Linked DNA regions of Mus musculus: region 1 is linked to region 2. The links are chromatin loops, found by intact Hi-C in ENCODE. Cell type or tissue: heart. All regions are shown on one strand.

Region 1 (8,000 bases), 230 kb before region 2:
ACACCAGGGCCAAAAAGGGGGAGTGGGTGGGCAGGGGAGTGGGGGTGGGTGGATATGGGGGACTTTTGGTATAGCATTGGAAATGTAAATGAGTTAAATACCTAATAAAAAATGGAAAAAAAAATATAATTCCTACTATTTCCCGTTACTTACAGCATGTAAATTCTTTGGCTGGGTCCTAACGTAATCTAGCTCTAAATTGTTTCCCAGACTTTATACTATTGCAGTCAAATGCTGTTTCGACACACATTACTTCTGTTTCTCCTGTTGTACTTGTTTCTTCTTCCTGGAATGAGCTTCCTCATTCTCTGTACCCCAGTTCAGTCTGTGGGTCGTCATCTAGGTCGGTTCCATATGAGGGTTTCCTAAGGCGGAAGGAGTGGCGTGAGGTGGTTACCATGTCACCGTACAGGTACTCGGCGCTTTACTTGGCACAGGATTTAAACCTCACAGTGACTCAGAGGACTTGGTGTCAATACCTTGTACATGTCCACCATGTGCCCCTGGACTCTGTAGCTGGCGAGTTCCAGCCCCTCTGCAGCTTATATTTGAGTCACAAGCTCCACAGAAGTGTATGCTAAGAGAAGCGATATTGCTTTAGTGTTATTTGGAACTCATATTCTGTATTTTCTAAACAAATTGGTCTCATGGGGACACTTGAATTTAGTTTCAACTTCTTATTACCACTTATGTGTCCTTGCAAAGCTCCTTGATTTTTTTCCCAGTCTCTGTTTTGTTCAATGTAAAAAAAATCATAAACATAAGCTGTGTATGGGGACACATATCTCTAACGCCAGCATTTGGGGGAAGCTGAGGTAGGGTAACTACAAGTTTGAGGCCAGCCTAGGGTACATGAGTCTGAGAATAACCTGGGCTACAAAGCCAGAATCCCTTTTATAAAGGTTGTTATGAGGATTAAAAATCCAGTATAAGCCAGATGTAGTATTACACACATTCCAGTAGTTGGGAAGTGAGAACATCAAAACAGGAAAAGGTATTTTCAGCACTTCACCATGTATGTGTGTATGTATGTATGTATGTATGTATGTGTGTGTATAATATATGCATATACATATGTAATTTATATATATGTACATATATTATTTTACTTGCCAGAAATGCCCTTGGCCAGAACTTCAAACTTGGATTCTACATAATATTAAAAATATGCTAAGCCGGGCGTGGTGGTGCACGCCTTTAATCCCAGCACTCGGGAGGCAGAGGCAGGCGGATTTCTGAGTTTGAGGCCAGCCTGGTCTACAAAGTGAGTTCCAGGACAGCCAGGGCTATACAGAGAAACCCTGTCTCGAAAAACCAAAAAAAAAAAAAAAAAAAAAAAAAAAAAAAAAAAAGAGCTTTAGAGGCCAGTCATGGTTGTCATGCCTATAATTCCAGCAATCTGGAGACTAAGATAGCAGAATTAATGAAACTAAGATAGCAGAATTAATGAAATTCCAGGCCAGCCTGGGCTACAGAGTAGGATTCTGCACAAAACACGAAACACGAAACAAACAAACACGGAGCATGTCTGGTTAGGTTTGAGGCAGGTAAAGGTGTGAGCTGCTAAGTGTGACGACCTGAGTTTGACCAATAGGCCCCACATGTGGACACTAAGTTGTTTGGCAAGTTGTTCTCTGACCTTTACAAGTGTACCATGGTCCACCCCTAGTATGTAAATAAATAAATGAATAAATAAATAAATAAATAAACAAATGTGAAAACAAACAAGCACACAAAACACCCACAGGATACTATCAGGAGCAAGCTGAACCTGAGATAGGCTGCCAGACCACTATGACCTTGGAGGGTTTAAATGTTCTACACTTATGCTTTACTGGAATTTATCCTCTTTTTCTCAAGCCTTTTGAAAGGACGGCATCTCATCCTTTCCACTCTTTCTGTTTCTAGCGCATTGAAATCCTGACCCAGTAAGACCGTTTTCTGTGAAACACCGGCTGCCGGTTCCTTGATAAACCAAAGACAGCCATCTTCATGAAGGGGACAGTTGCACTTGGCTTTGTTGCTTGTGACAGTCAACCTCTGTAGCATAAGTTAGCCTCTAGCTTTCAATCCTCTTGCCACAGTCTCTTTTAAAGTGTATATGTGTATGCGATGAGTGTATGCACAGACATGCCTCGTGTTGGCTGTGGAGACCAGGAGTACTTCCTTTCCTTGTGTATCCCAGGATGGAACTTAGGTCCTCAGGCCTTTTACCCAGAGAGCCACCACGCTGGTCCAGCCAGTGTCCCGAGTGCCAGAATTGTCTTGCTACCTGTGTACCATCACACCTGGCTAGACCAGAACATTTAAAAAAACAAACAAACAAACAAACTTTTTTTTTTTTTCCTGAGCTAGGGGACTCCTTATATAGCTCTTTTTCACCTACTCCTCTCCCAACTTCCAAAAGCAGGCGTCTTGGTGGTTGTCAGCTGGTGACGCTGCAGTACCGCGTCCTGCCACGAGAGGACAGGGAGCCGCCTCCACTCAAATCCGCAGAAGGTCAAAGGCACCTCTCCTCTAAGCTGGGTCGGCATCGGCAAGCTCAGCTTGCAGCTTCTGCGGTTCTCACCTCCAAAAGGGCTCCCTTTTTCACTCTGAAAGATGACCTGCAAGTCCCCGGAGGCATATTCCATAATGGTTACCTTAAATGATTAATGATTGCCAGCCTTAACGGGTGCACCTTTGTTGCAGGGTTTAAAGGTGGGAGAGGACTAACAGAAACGTTACCTTTCTAACCCACTCGGAAAGCACGCCAAGCCACCTAGGCGGTGCCCACATCGATTCACCTCAACATACTGCTTGAAGGCCGGAATCCTTACTTCAGTACCCTGCAGATGGCGTGTGTTGAGGGGTACAGGAATCTGGTTCTTGGGCCAGTCCACTCGAAGTGTGCTTTTCTGTCATTGATCTCATCTTTGTTATGTGATATCCACGTGAGTCCTTTTTAGTAGAAGCTTCAAGCTCAGATGCTCAAAGAACACTGGAATAAAGCTTCGATTGTCCTATTCAGTTGCTGAGAGTGGTTGTCGCCACCTCAGGTCTCTCATTTTCCTAAGTAGGTAGTGTCTCAAAACAAAGCTACTTTGAAAAGAAGGGAGAAAAAAGCAAAAGCAAAAGCAAACCAAAACAAACAAAAAACCCAAACCCATGAAAGACTTGGAGTTAAAGTAGGCTCAAGTAGGTCTTGCATCTCTTGAAAGCAAGTGAACTCTGGTTTGACTTAAAGATGATGCTGTACTACCGATGTCGAGAATACTTACTTAATGTGTAAGGGCGTTTTGATTTCATGTTTGTGTGTGCGCCCCATGTGTGCTCGGTGCCCATGGAGGTCAGCGGAGGGCATCAGATCCCCTGGAACTGGAGTTACAGATGGTTCTGGGCTGCCATGTGGGTGCTGGGAATCGAGCCGTCAGTGCTCCTAACAACCCTAAAATACCTTTAACGTCTTATTACATTTTATTTGTGTGTGTGTATTACATTTTATTTATTTATTTGTGTGTGTGTGTGTGTGTAGCGGGGTGGGGAACAGCATGTGGACTGAGGACAACTTTCAAAGGCGGTTCTCTCCACCGCATGGACCCTTTACTTGTTGAGCCATCTCGAGGGCACGCAGAAAAGATTCTTTTAGAAAAAATAATTCTTGGCTGCGTTTGCCCGCACTCGTGTAGTAGGGTCTTTCAAGGACGAAGACATAGGTGAAGATATGTTTGATATCACCGGTGCAGTTTTCCTTCAAGTACCTGTAACTTCCCTCTCAAGAGAAAAGCCCCGGATTTGGGATTCCGGGACCTTCTTACAAAATGATTGACTGCAGCACTCTCAGATCGCCTTGCTTTCCTTCCCCTAGAGTGGGGGCATTGGAGCAGCCGCCTCCGTCGGAGGAGAGACCCCAGCGCGGGCAGGAGGCGGGCGGGCCACAGACCCAGGCTCCCGGGCCGCGAACCCGGAGCGCCGAGGCGCCGCTCGGTCGGCCCGGTACGCGACCCGAGCCCGCCTCCCGGAGGCTCCGGAGGCTCCGGCTCGCGGGGACGAGCGCCGAGGGGCGGGCGATGCGCGGCCTGGGCCGGAGACCCCGCCCCCCCACCCCGCCCCCCGCCCCGCCCTCGCCCGTCTCCTCCTTTCCCCCCCGGGCTCCGCTGAGTTCATTCACTGGGATTGGTTTCAAGTGACGCCATCTCTTTATTTTTAAACCGATGACCTCATCCGCGCTTGAAGTTTCCTGACCAGCGACTCTTTCTCTCTCCCCAACCCCCACACTACCCCCCCTGGTCCCCTCCTGCGGGCATCACCGTTTGGGGGGGCTCTCATCCCGTTTCCAACCATTTACCCTCCCCCTCTCGCTTTTCCCGCGCGGACCCCCAACTTTACCTCAACTTCTTCATCCCTGTCGACATTTTTTTTTCCCTCTTTCGGGGGGCGGTGGAAGAGAAAGTGAAGAAAAGTTGCAAACGCCCGGGCTCTCGCTAAGCTCTCCGCCCACCCTTCAGAGGAGAAGCCCCGGCGGCGAGGAGGACGCGCGAGCGACGGCTGGGCGACGCGGTGACAACGCTCGCTCCCCTCCGCGAGCCTGGAGCCGGCGGCCCCTCAAGTAAGTGTTCGCGGCGGGCCGCGGGCCGGCTGGGAGGCGCGTCCGCTCCTCGTGCCGGCCGCCGCGCGCTCTCCCCGGCCGGGGGCCGGCGGGCCACGGCGGCCCGGAGCGGCGACGGCGGCGGCGGGGGGTGTGTAGGCCGCGCTGGGGGTCGGCCCGAGCCGCGGGGGCGCCCCGGCCTCGCCGCGCCGAGCGGGCGAGCGGGCGAGCGGGCGAACGAGCCCCGGGCCGCGGGTCGCCGGCACCTGGGCGGGCGAAGCTGCTCACTTCCAGACTGTTACACAACACGCCTGCCAAGTGGGGCCCTGACTGTTTCCATAATCCCAAATTCACCTTGTGTGTGTGCAGGCAGCCAGCGAGGCCACCTGGGGAGCGACCGTGTCGCTTCCTTAAACAAGGAAAAAAAAAAAAAAACCCACCCCCAAAACTCAACTTTCATTCCGGGGCTCCCGTCACGGTGTTGGAGGAAAACGGTCCGCCGGTGACTCCTTTATTTACAGTAGCTGTAAAATGTGAGACATGAAAACGGGGAAACAACGGACGGTGTGTGTGTGTGTGTGTGTGTGTGTACGGTGTAGTTTCACGTGGAAAAAAAAAAACCCTAAGGAGGACATACATGCAAACTCTTTAAGAGCGACGGGTTGTTTCCTACAGAAAGCTGATAATACACTTGGGGAAAGTACAAGGAGATCTTAAAATGAATGGCTTGTGCAAAATTGGAAAGAACTTTTCTTAAACGCCTGTTGCAAAGATCCTTGGTGTTTTGAAGTCCTGTGTGTCTCAGATTGTTTGGAGAACGCACACCTCTAATCAGCCCATGATTAGAGAGGAAAAACCTGTTGCATAATCTCATTTGCTGTGGGGTTGGCTGTGCCGTCCCCTGAACCAAGGGGAAGTGAGTTAGGATGAGGGTTTTTAAACCTCTGAGGTTTTTATTTACACAGTGCGCTGGGTGCCACTTTGCTTTTAAAGATTGTAAGTAAATACTCTGCTCTTACAAGCGAATCAAACCTATCGAACCTGCTGGGAAAATGACCAGGTATGTGTTCTCTCCTGCTCACGTTATCTCTCTCTCTCTGAAATAGATTCTCAGGGGGAATAAGCCTCTTTGGCCACTCTGTGGAGCTTGATAGTACATACAGTTAACAACTACTTCCTCAAAAAGCCTACACTTTTTCATCTCCCTTAAAGAAAAGACCTTTAAAGGTAAATTTCAGAAGAAGGGGAAAAAAGCTTAACAATTGAGACAATTCAAATATTAGCGAGCACACTGTGGGAGGCTGTAATTCAGATTTATAGAATTCTCTATTGGGTGAAGACCAGTCGCTTGGAGAAGTAAATTGAAAACTGAAGTGTCTGTGGCTTTGTGTATTCTAGTCAAAATGTGACCAGGCACTGCAAAAGGGTTTTGTCTTTATGTAAAAAATAAAACTGTGGAACTTATTGTGTTTAAAGACATTGTGGAATGTTGATATTTTCATAACATTTACCATCTTATGGACAAATTCAGAACTTCAGCTTGAATTATTAGTTTTAAGGTGTAAGATTTTGTGTTTATCAGAGTTCCAAATGGGGAGAAAATTCGAAGTAAGTTTATTTTGCATTTTAGTAAGTGGTGAATAAGCTGATGTTTAGAAAGTATAAACTGTTGATAATGATAGTTACAATTTTTTGTTTTATTTTACTCTCTGGTATCTTAGCAACTCAAGTGAAATACTTATCCTAGAATTGTGCTGATTTTCCTTCAGTGTTTCAGATGGTGAGTTTCAGTAGACAGGGCCAGGAACAGAAGTACACAGTTACCACTCCCTCCCCACCCCTCACTCTGTTCAGTTTGGAAGTTCTTGTCTCATAGTTCAGCTTGGTGAATGTAGTTGAGTACCTATAAATTTAAAATGTTAATACGAAATTGGGGGTTCCTGGTCTATTTGAACAGAGGTTTAATTATAGGAATTGAGAAAGGGGTCAAAGAGGAAGATCCTGGTAACTCAGTTCCCCTCTCTCCTGCTTTCTTACACATTGAAGATTTATTTGTAGAGTGGAAAAGAGGAGGCAGAGGTCAGCTGGTTTAAGAGTCTGGCTGGGGTTAGGTGAGGACCTAGGTGTAAACTATGTTCCCTCCCACATAGAGAAAGAGTAGGTCTGAGAAGTTTGAAGGAAGCTTGGCTCGAGTTAGAGAAGAACAGGAACAATGTTGGAGTGTTAAAATAGCTTTTTTTTTTTTCTTCTCTAACTGCCTGAATTAGGAAATTGAATTTCATAGAATTTTCATTATCTGGACTTAATATATTAAACAAACAAGTTTATATACATGTTCATTGTTAAGCCTTTTCTATTTTCACCCAACCATAAAGTCCTGTAAAATATAACTTGATATCATTTACCAGTGTAATTTATCCTAGAGTCTTATGTGTTCCTGGTATTTCTAACAAAGACATTTTTCTGTTGTATCTTATTGGACTAATAACTTCATTGGGCACTAATGTTTTTTAAGTGCATTGAGTTCTCAAACAGAAGATACAATAACTTGAAGAAGTAGATTAATATAGGGAAATCTCATGGCTTAAAACTCCCCAAGAAGATAACCAGGCATAACAGAAAACAAGTTTTTCAACATATTTCAACAGATTATACATGTTAAAAAGACTTGATAGGAAACAAAATATACTTGATGCTTGATTATCTTTAAAGTAGTAATTATCAGATTTTAAAATTGAGACTGATGTTCACCATCATAAAGAAAAAACAATCTTACTAATGTTGGTTTAAGCAAAATCATAAAATGAATCTTACCTAAAGCTACATATATTTCAAAGCCAGATGTCATTTTCCCAATTTACTTGTATTGTGGATAATCTCTCATTTTCATACACTTCTTTTATTTAGATAGATAAAGGGTTGGCTTTGTGAGGGAAGGGTCCTGAAGGCTGGCTGGAGGTAAAGAATCAGGGTTAAGCTTTAAGAAGAGGCCACTCTTTTACACTGACTAAGCTAGGAGGCGAGGAATTTAATCAGATACATGACCGGAGAAAAACAAGAGTGCTTCAAAAGAAGAATCTACGGCAAGATGACGCGCGTGTGTGTGTGTGTGTGTGTGTGTGTGTGTGTGTGTGTACACATGCCAGTATGTGTATGCCAGGGGTATGACCAGTATAGGAGGAAATAGGATACACCTTGGGATAAAAGGAAAGAGGTATAAGTGGAAAAATACCCCTTGATACTTCAACAAGAAGAGAATAATTAATTGTCATCGTCTTCCTGATTGATATTGGTTAATGATGTAGGTCTCTTGTCATCAGAAAGTCAGATCTCTGTTTTCTGTTTCTTTGTATTAAAAAACACAATCTAGCGGTGAGGAGATGGATTTTTGTGATTATATAACTATATGTAAGCATAAAACTTAATTCCCAGA
Region 2 (8,000 bases):
GACACAGACAGACATAGACACAGACAGACATACACATACACAGACACAGACAGACATACACAGACACAGACACAGACAGACATACATAGACACACACAGACACACACAGACACAATCACAGACACAGACACAGACAGACACAGACACAGACAGACACAGACAGACACAGACACACACAGACACAGTCACAGACACAGACACAGACACAGACAGACACAGACACAGACAGACACAGACAGACACAGACACAGACACAGACACACACAGACACACACAGACACACACAGATTCAGACACAGACAGACAGAGACACAGACTCAGACACAGACACAGACACAGACAGACACAGGTACACACAGACAAACACAGACACAGACATACACAGACACACAAACACACACAGACACAGGTACACACAGACAAACACAGACACAGACATACACAGACACACAGACACACACAGACACAGATACATACAGAAAATTAATAGCAAATCTTAAAAAAACCCAGAAGCCCTATAGTATGGCGTAACTTATGACCGCTTTCCTTCTCAATGGCTTTTGTGTGTTAGGATGTAAATCTTTATTATGCAGCCCAAACTGAACTAAGCTCAGGCTCTTCCCACCTCAGCCTCCCACACAGTGTTGAGATGACAGGCTGCTCACTATACCTGGCTTTTGAAATGCTTTTCCTTTGTTCATTGTAGGTGAGGCTGGCCTTCAGCTCCTGAGCTTCCGGCCTTTACCTCACAAGTGCTAACACTACTAGCCTGTGTTACACACCTGCTTGAAATGGTTTCCTGGGCTTGTCTTTTCTTGGTATAAGAGACTCCTGTTTCACTTAGAGACCTGAAGTCCCCCTCAGCACCTCTCTCTTTACAAGTCCTACTGTTTTGATGTCTTGTTTCCTTTAAATTCCACCTCTTCACCCCTCAGGCCTGTTGTGGACTGACCCTTTTTCAGAGTTCGCTATCATATGCAAAATTTCTGAATACCCTCTAAACTTAGCTTGGCTTACACCATTTTTTTTTTTTATTAAGCTGGGAGTAGTGACACTGTCTCGTCATCCAAACATTTGGAAGGTGGAGGCAGGAGGATCAGAAACTCACGGTCATCCTTGACTATACAGAGAGTTGAACATCATCCTGGGTTACACGAAACTCTGCCTCAACACCCGCAAAGGAATGAATGAATGAATAAACAAATAAATACCTTCTCTAGTAATAAACACAATTCCTATGTAATGGTCCACCCTCGTTTCTTGACATTCTCCAAAAGCCCCATGGTTTAGCAAGGTGGAGCTACTTTCAAATCCCCAGCATGCCAAGTGCTCTAGTTAGCCCCGTGCCTTCTCACCCATCCTTTTTCTGCCTGGGATGCTTCATTGGCCTGGTCAGCTAAGCAGACTCTCGAGGGACATTTCAAGCCAGGGTTCTCCAGGTATTTTCTCATTCTTTGAACTATCTAGGCAAACTCAAGAGTGTCTCCATCTAGCAAGTATAACATTTTTAACTCATGTGTGTTTCCAAATCAGGGTGTTAGCTTGAGTGTGAGGGCTATGGTTATTCTCATTGTTAAATCACCAACACTTAGCCCAGGGACCGTGTCTAATGTGCAATTAAATGGCTGAGTGACAAATCTGTTCTACAATGAGAATAGCATTGTTGCTAGGCTTCTATTACAGAGGTTCACTCCAGTATCTTTAGGAAATAAAAACACAGTCTATTAAAGGACAGGGAAGAAAAGTGCACCTCTATCCTGATACCTACTTTTGCATTATCAGTTCTGGTCTTTGCTCAAGTATACAATAGGTCTGTGCACACATATGCACACAAGTTACATCAGCAAAATTGAAATTTTCAGTTTCTTCCCACAGTACAAGAGCGATCTAGGGTCTTGCACATGAAAGCCTGCCACCATGCCAGATCCCCTTCTGTTCTCCATCTTCACTACTTTTAAGCATGCAAATTTTGTTGTTGTTTACAAAAAAGTGTGTGTGTCCTGGAGAGGGTGAGTCCCACGGCATATATCATATAAATGGAGGTCAGAGACAGCTGGAAGGAGTAAGGTCTCTCCTTCCACATTGTGGGCCCTAGGGATTGAACTTAGGCTGTCAGGCTTAGAGGTAAGTGCCTTTACCCACCGCGCTCCCTCACCAGCCTACCTGAAAACATTTCCTAACACTCCTGTACAATCCTCCAAGTTGGTTGCTTCAGGTTCTGTTACTCAGGACTTGAGTGGCCTTGGATAAGTCACCGAGTGTCTCAAATTCTTCATGTGTGCCAAGAGAATCACAGCAAAGCCAGTCTCATCTCAGGTTAGTTCTGAGTGGCCCATCTGATAAATTGCTTGCAAGCCCTAGGTGAGCCCTTTGCCCATTCGCCTGCAGAAAGGGTGTGTGATGGCTGGACAGGACACAGCTGATGGTTAACGTTTGGAGCTGGCTGGCCTAGGCTGAAGCTGGCCAGTTGACTGCAGAGGGCATTTGGGCTATTACTTGGAAATGCCCACTGCACATGTAGTGGTAGAGGTTGTTTTGGGGGCTCCTTTTTTTCTCTCAGACCTGTAACCCCTCCCCCTGAAAAGACATGTTTTATTTTCTCTTTGCTGTTAGCTACTAAGGATTTTCTCTCTCAGTTTAGAAAGCTTTAGTCCTTGTCAGCTTAGTTCACAAAAAAAGGTCTGTATTTCTTGGAAGGCAATAAACAAACAAACAAAAAACTATTGTTTTTTTTCTTTAATTTTTTTCTTAGTTTATATTTATTGTATGTAATGATGGATAAGATTCAAGCACATAATTTTCTTTTAACATGTGTGTGCCTCTTCCCCCAACATTAGCTTCACTCTTTTTCCCAGATAGTCATACTTTTATTTTCTTATCATCTATGTGTTAACTCATATATAAAGGCATTTCTACACACACACACACACACACACACACACACCCCTAGATCCACATATGAGGGAAACTTGTCTGAGTAAGGTTTACTTATGTGTATACAATCCCACAATCTTTGTCTTTTCCCCATGTGTGTGACTTTATGTGTATATGTAAAGCAGGCTCCACACTAGGAGAAAAACATACTTTTTTTTTTTTTTAAAGTCCGAGTCTGGTTTATTTTACTTCCTATGATGAGGATTCTCAACCCAGTCCACTAGCGATGTGCTCCGCGTTGGCTTCTGCACACCGTTCCCCTGGCCCGCCGCTTCGGGAAAGCGTAAGCCGCAATGGCACTTTGATTTTCCTACGTCCCGGGGCAGCCCCGGGGTCCGCAGCTCCACCTGGCTCGGCGGCCGGGCGCACAAAGAGCGGCGCGGGCGGCGACGGGCCGGGACGCAGAAAGTAGTCCCGACCACGCCGGCCCCAGTGTCGGCCGACGTCGCCTCACGCCCTCCGCCGCCCGGGGAAAGAATCCCATCGGAATGCGCCTCGGGAAGACCTTATCCCCGCAGCGTGCGGGGGCTCGCGAGGCTCAACCCGCGGGGGCTCTCCGGGGAGTCGGCGCGCGCGGCGGTCGCGGCTCCCGGGGTCCGGCCGCGGCGCGCTGAGGACGGGGGTGGGGGGAGTCGGGCGCGCAGGGAGACGGCGGCGGCCCCGCGGCGGATCCCTGCGCCGCTGCGAGAGGAAGAGGCTGAATGAGGCGCCGCGCGGGGGACGTGGGGCGCCGCGGGAGGAGGCGGCGGCATGGGGGCAGGCGCTGGCGTCGCGCGAGCCCGGGCCGGAGCGGCGCGCTAGAGCCCTGACGTGCGCCCTTTTCTTTCTTCTCGCGGCCGCGGAAAGCATGAGCGTGCAGACCCGCCGCTGCGGCGGCCGCCCCGGCTCCTCGCCCGCGCGTCCCCTGGCCGCCGGGCGCCGGTGAGGGCCGCGAGCGCGCGCGGTGGTGGGGGGAAGATGGGGGCCGTGCTGAGGAGCCTCCTGGCCTGCAGCTTCTGCGTGCTGCTGAGAGGTGAGGCGAAGCGAGGCGAGGCCGGGGGAAAAGTTGCCGGGGTCCCGGGAGGGGGAGGGGAGGTGGCGGGGACAGCGGCGGGGACAGAGGCCTGGCGCTGGGGAGCCGCGCGAGGAAGGGGCCCGCGGTCGGGGGCCGCGCCCGGCCGCCGCGCACACCCCTGGCCGGCCCCGCGGCGCCGCCGGACAAAGCTGCGGGCCTCGGGGGGACCCCTGGCCCCCCGCACTCCATCGGAATGACTGACGGTGCCCGGCTCGCCTGCACTCGGGGCAGAAAGGGGCTTTTGTAGTTGCGCTTTCAGCACCATTGGTGTTGACCTCCCTCTCCCTCGAAGCCTGAGCTCACCTTTCCCGTGTCTCTTAGGTGAACTTTTTTCTTCTTCTTTAAACCCCACTATTTTTTTTTTCCTTCTCCCCTCTCTAGGCCTTGTTACAACTAATAATTGTCTTCCGCGGGGATAGAATGGTCCTGGGTGAGAGCACAGTTGGAAATTGACTCTAGGGTGATAGGTCGCGCTTTTCAGCATTCGGGATCATCTGAGCCCATAATAAAAACACAAACGTTGCCCTCGTAACCCCTGGTATTCAGGACTCGCCCCCTGTTTGCGGAGTGTGCAAGTGTACAGTTGGCACCAAGTAGGGAAGTCATCCTTGTGTGGCGAGGAGCCTATCCTGGGAACTAAATTATCATTTGCTGGGCACCCCTGGGAACTGCTTGGCACTTTAGTAAATAACAGAGAATGCCCTGGGTAATTTGCTATGGGAATCGCTTAAACGTAGTGGCTCTGTGGTGTTTTGAATTTGGACTGTGAGGCTGAGACGTACGTCCTGACTTTTTGTTGTGTGACAGTTTGCAATGGAAACCTTGTCGACTGGTCTTCAGTTGATGAGCGATGGGGGCTGGTGCCATGGAGAGTGTTGCCTGTGCAAGAATTGAGGTGCTGTTTGACGCCGTATCTTGTTGTTCGCTTTTGTTAACTTACCTGTGCCAGTTAATGGGACCTCTCTGGGATTCTTAGTTATTAATTTAACAAGCTCAACGTTTAAGTCCGTCAGAAGTATGGAAGTTTGCAAAGTAGGATAGTAACTAACAATCTTATGATGTAAATGGGACAGCCTATCATCTATGCATGTGTGTATTTGAATAAGACTATTTGCCTTAAAACCCCCCCACCATTTTCTAAAAATAAGCGTATCCCGAATTGTCTAGTCCTTTTTGCAAATACCAGAAAGATAATTGCTGTTTTAATTTCCATGGCAGAGAACTCAATGTTATTACTCAAGAGATTTAATAATCAAGTGTTTATTTTGTTATAGTAAACTCTACATTGAAAGATTTTGCTGTAGCTGTGAGAAAGTTGTTATTAACATGTGAATATGATTGACAAGTTCATAAGAGTTAAAATGTAGAACTAGTGGATTGATTTAGAGTTGGGAAAGTCTAAATCTGTGACTTCTGATGGCTTTAGCGCCTGAAAGTCCAGCTGCCATTCTTAGAGGGGACATAGGACTGTTTGTTTATTTTGATAACAGGTTTGAGCCTAGAGTTGAGTAGATTCATGCATGAGTTTGGTTTAGAGATGGTGAAGCATGATATTGTGTGTAACAAGATCAAGAAGAGGTAACTGTCCGAAGTGGAGCTTATTTAAATGTAATACAATAATGCTAAGGAGGTCTTTGTTTTTCTGTTTAGCATTATTTAATTGTGAGCATATATCATTCCAACTGAAACTGTCTTTTTGGTGTAAACGATTCCTAATTTAAAGTTTCTTCACTTCTTGGCACTGTTAGCCTCTGTTATAAGTGACAGTCACCCTTGGTTTCCCAGGAGCAAAGTGTGATTTAATTACTTGTAGTTCCCAGAAGAGGTGGTACTTTTACTTTGGGTTTGTGATGATGTGTGACTTTGGGACTTTGTACCTTATAGCCTTGTTTACTCACCAGCAGTTGAAGGTCATTTAATACTGCCATCGCTAGGCTGCACCCTGTCCTAGTTACCAAGTGACAAAGAATATTGGGAAAAACTTGAAAGTTGAGGATTTTAGCACCATAGACTTGAGTTTAAAGCTAGATCTTCATTATTTCTGCTTCTGGTTCTCTCTGTCTCAGCTTATCTATAAAACATGGGTAATAATACCTGTCTGGCTGATTTGCAAGGGTTATTAGGTGTGTTTAATGAAGTAACATAGGAGTGCTTTCCAAATATTAATTAAAAAGTTTTAAAGACAGGATCTTTCTATGCTGCCCAGGCTGACCTCCAAGTGCAACTCAACTCTTCTCCTTTCCCAACCTCCTGAGTGTGGGGGTCACAGGCATGCCTCCCCATATATGGCTATAAATAGTGTTATTTTTATATGTGAAAATTTTTTTTTATTATTTATGGATGTGTCCTCAATTGTTGGTGATTAGAGATTTAATTTGTTTAAGATTCAAGAGTGCTTAAAGTAGATGATATTGTTGTCATTTGTAAGAAGTTGGGGCACAAAAAAAAAGTTGGGGCACTCTCTGTCAGCTAGTTCATTGTAGAGCAGGGCTTTTCTCCGTTCTCTGGCCAGTGTGCCTGGAGTAGCTCCTGTGTGAATCTCAGTTCCTCAGGGCGGCTGGAGTAAGGCAGACAGGGCTTTGCTCTTTCAGACCCCACAGCTTAGGTTAGGTCTAGTCAGGTACCAATAGGAAAAACATTATCTCTGATTTTCTAGATGAAATATTTTTGGAAAGAGCCACACACAGTTTTATAAAAAATTAATTTTTTAATTTTTAAAAACTATGTGTGTCTGTATATAATGAATGAAGCATGGGTTCTCTGGCGCTGGAGTTACAGGTGGTGTGAGCCACTTAATGTGGATGCTGGGAACTGAACTCAGGCTCTCCAGAAGACAGTGTGCACTCTTAAATCCAGCTGCAAGAATTACAGTATTTGAAGGCAAGCATGGAAGCATATGCCTGTAGTACCAGCATTTGATAGGAGGCAAGGCTAGCCCAGACAACATAGTAAGTTTGAGGCCAGCATGGGAAAAAAAAAGAAATCTTTATCAATAACAACCATTATCACCCCCAAAACAAAAAACAAGTTTTCAAATGACATCGAAATAGGTACTTGGTAAGTACTGTATCTTGGTTTTCTTTGAGGAGACTTCTTTTTTGGTTTTTCAAGACAGGGTTTCTCTGTGTAGCCCTGGCTGTCCTGGAACTCACTCTGTAAACCAGGCTGGCCTCGAACTCAGAAATCCTCCTGCCTCTGCCTCCCGAGTGCTGTGATTAAAGGCGTGCGCCACCACTGCCCAGCTTGAGGAGACTTCTTAAAATTCTTATTATTTCCTGTAAAAAATATTTTTATTTTTGAGACTCATACATGCATATAATATATTTTGATCATATTTATTCTCCTATCCCTTCTCCTATCTTCTTACTCCTGACCTCTCCCAGGTCTGTTTTCATCCGCTCTGAACTTTGAGTTCTTTGTCTTTAAAATAGTCTACCAAGTCCAGGTTGTGTTGCCTATCTACTGGTGGGTTTGGTACCATTTACTGGAGCATAGTAAATCTGTCAGGGGCCACACAGGTAGAGAAAAGGACTCTTCCTCCCCCAGAAGCCATCTGTCTGTAGCTCCTCTGTAGCAGTAGGGAGGGGAGCGCATGAGCCTCTCTCCCCACCTCCATGCTGGAATGCTGACATACTTGATCTTGTGTGGGTCTTATGCAGCCCACCACAGCTGCTGTGAGTTCATGTGTGCAGCACTCCTGTCATGGCCAGAAGACATTATTTTGCTCTGCTCCTGCATGACTTTTGGCTCTTAAAATCTTTTAAGATGGTCCCTGAGCCTTGTGGGGAAGGGAGTATAACATAGATGTTCTCTTGTGGCCGGGCTTGTTAATATGACAATTCTCTGCTGCCTGTCTTCCTTCCCCCAGCCCACTTTTTGTAGAGATGTGAATGGTATCTGAACAAACTGAAGTGTTTACAACTAATATTTCTAGAAAAGTGAGTCTTTCAGAATTGATTTCTCCTTTAAATCAGGTATTACAACGTTTTGAGGCAGTCAAATGAATTTTGGC

Evidence for each region. A loop is a pair of places that touch in the nucleus more often than their neighbours do. Peaks named below come from ENCODE experiments on the same cell type or tissue, not always from the same donor. Only the 100,000 strongest peaks of a DNase experiment are listed, where the experiment ranks them.
Region 1: it touches region 2 in a loop (3-fold over the local background); 2 of 42 quality-filtered maps call a loop at or near these places.

What each region holds. Positions count from the first base shown.
Region 1 is chr6:134,788,865-134,796,864 of GRCm38, reverse strand. It overlaps Dusp16 (dual specificity phosphatase 16), which reads left to right and starts at 4,237. Exons shown (of 7, transcript NM_130447.3): 1 at 4,237-4,588. It overlaps 1700055D16Rik (RIKEN cDNA 1700055D16 gene), which reads right to left and starts at 4,505. Exons shown (of 2, transcript NR_151454.1): 1 at 4,369-4,505. In heart, no CTCF peak of the experiment used is centred here; DNase peaks (open chromatin) are centred at 2,464, 4,174, 4,914 and 5,454; H3K4me3 peaks cover 4,164 bases; H3K27ac peaks cover 3,042 bases.
Region 2 is chr6:134,562,589-134,570,588 of GRCm38, reverse strand. Lrp6 (low density lipoprotein receptor-related protein 6) reads left to right here and starts at 3,676. Exons shown (of 23, transcript NM_008514.4): 1 at 3,676-3,946. The coding sequence starts at 3,892. In heart, a CTCF peak has its summit at 4,550; DNase peaks (open chromatin) are centred at 3,368, 3,598 and 4,568; H3K4me3 peaks cover 3,010 bases; H3K27ac peaks cover 2,191 bases.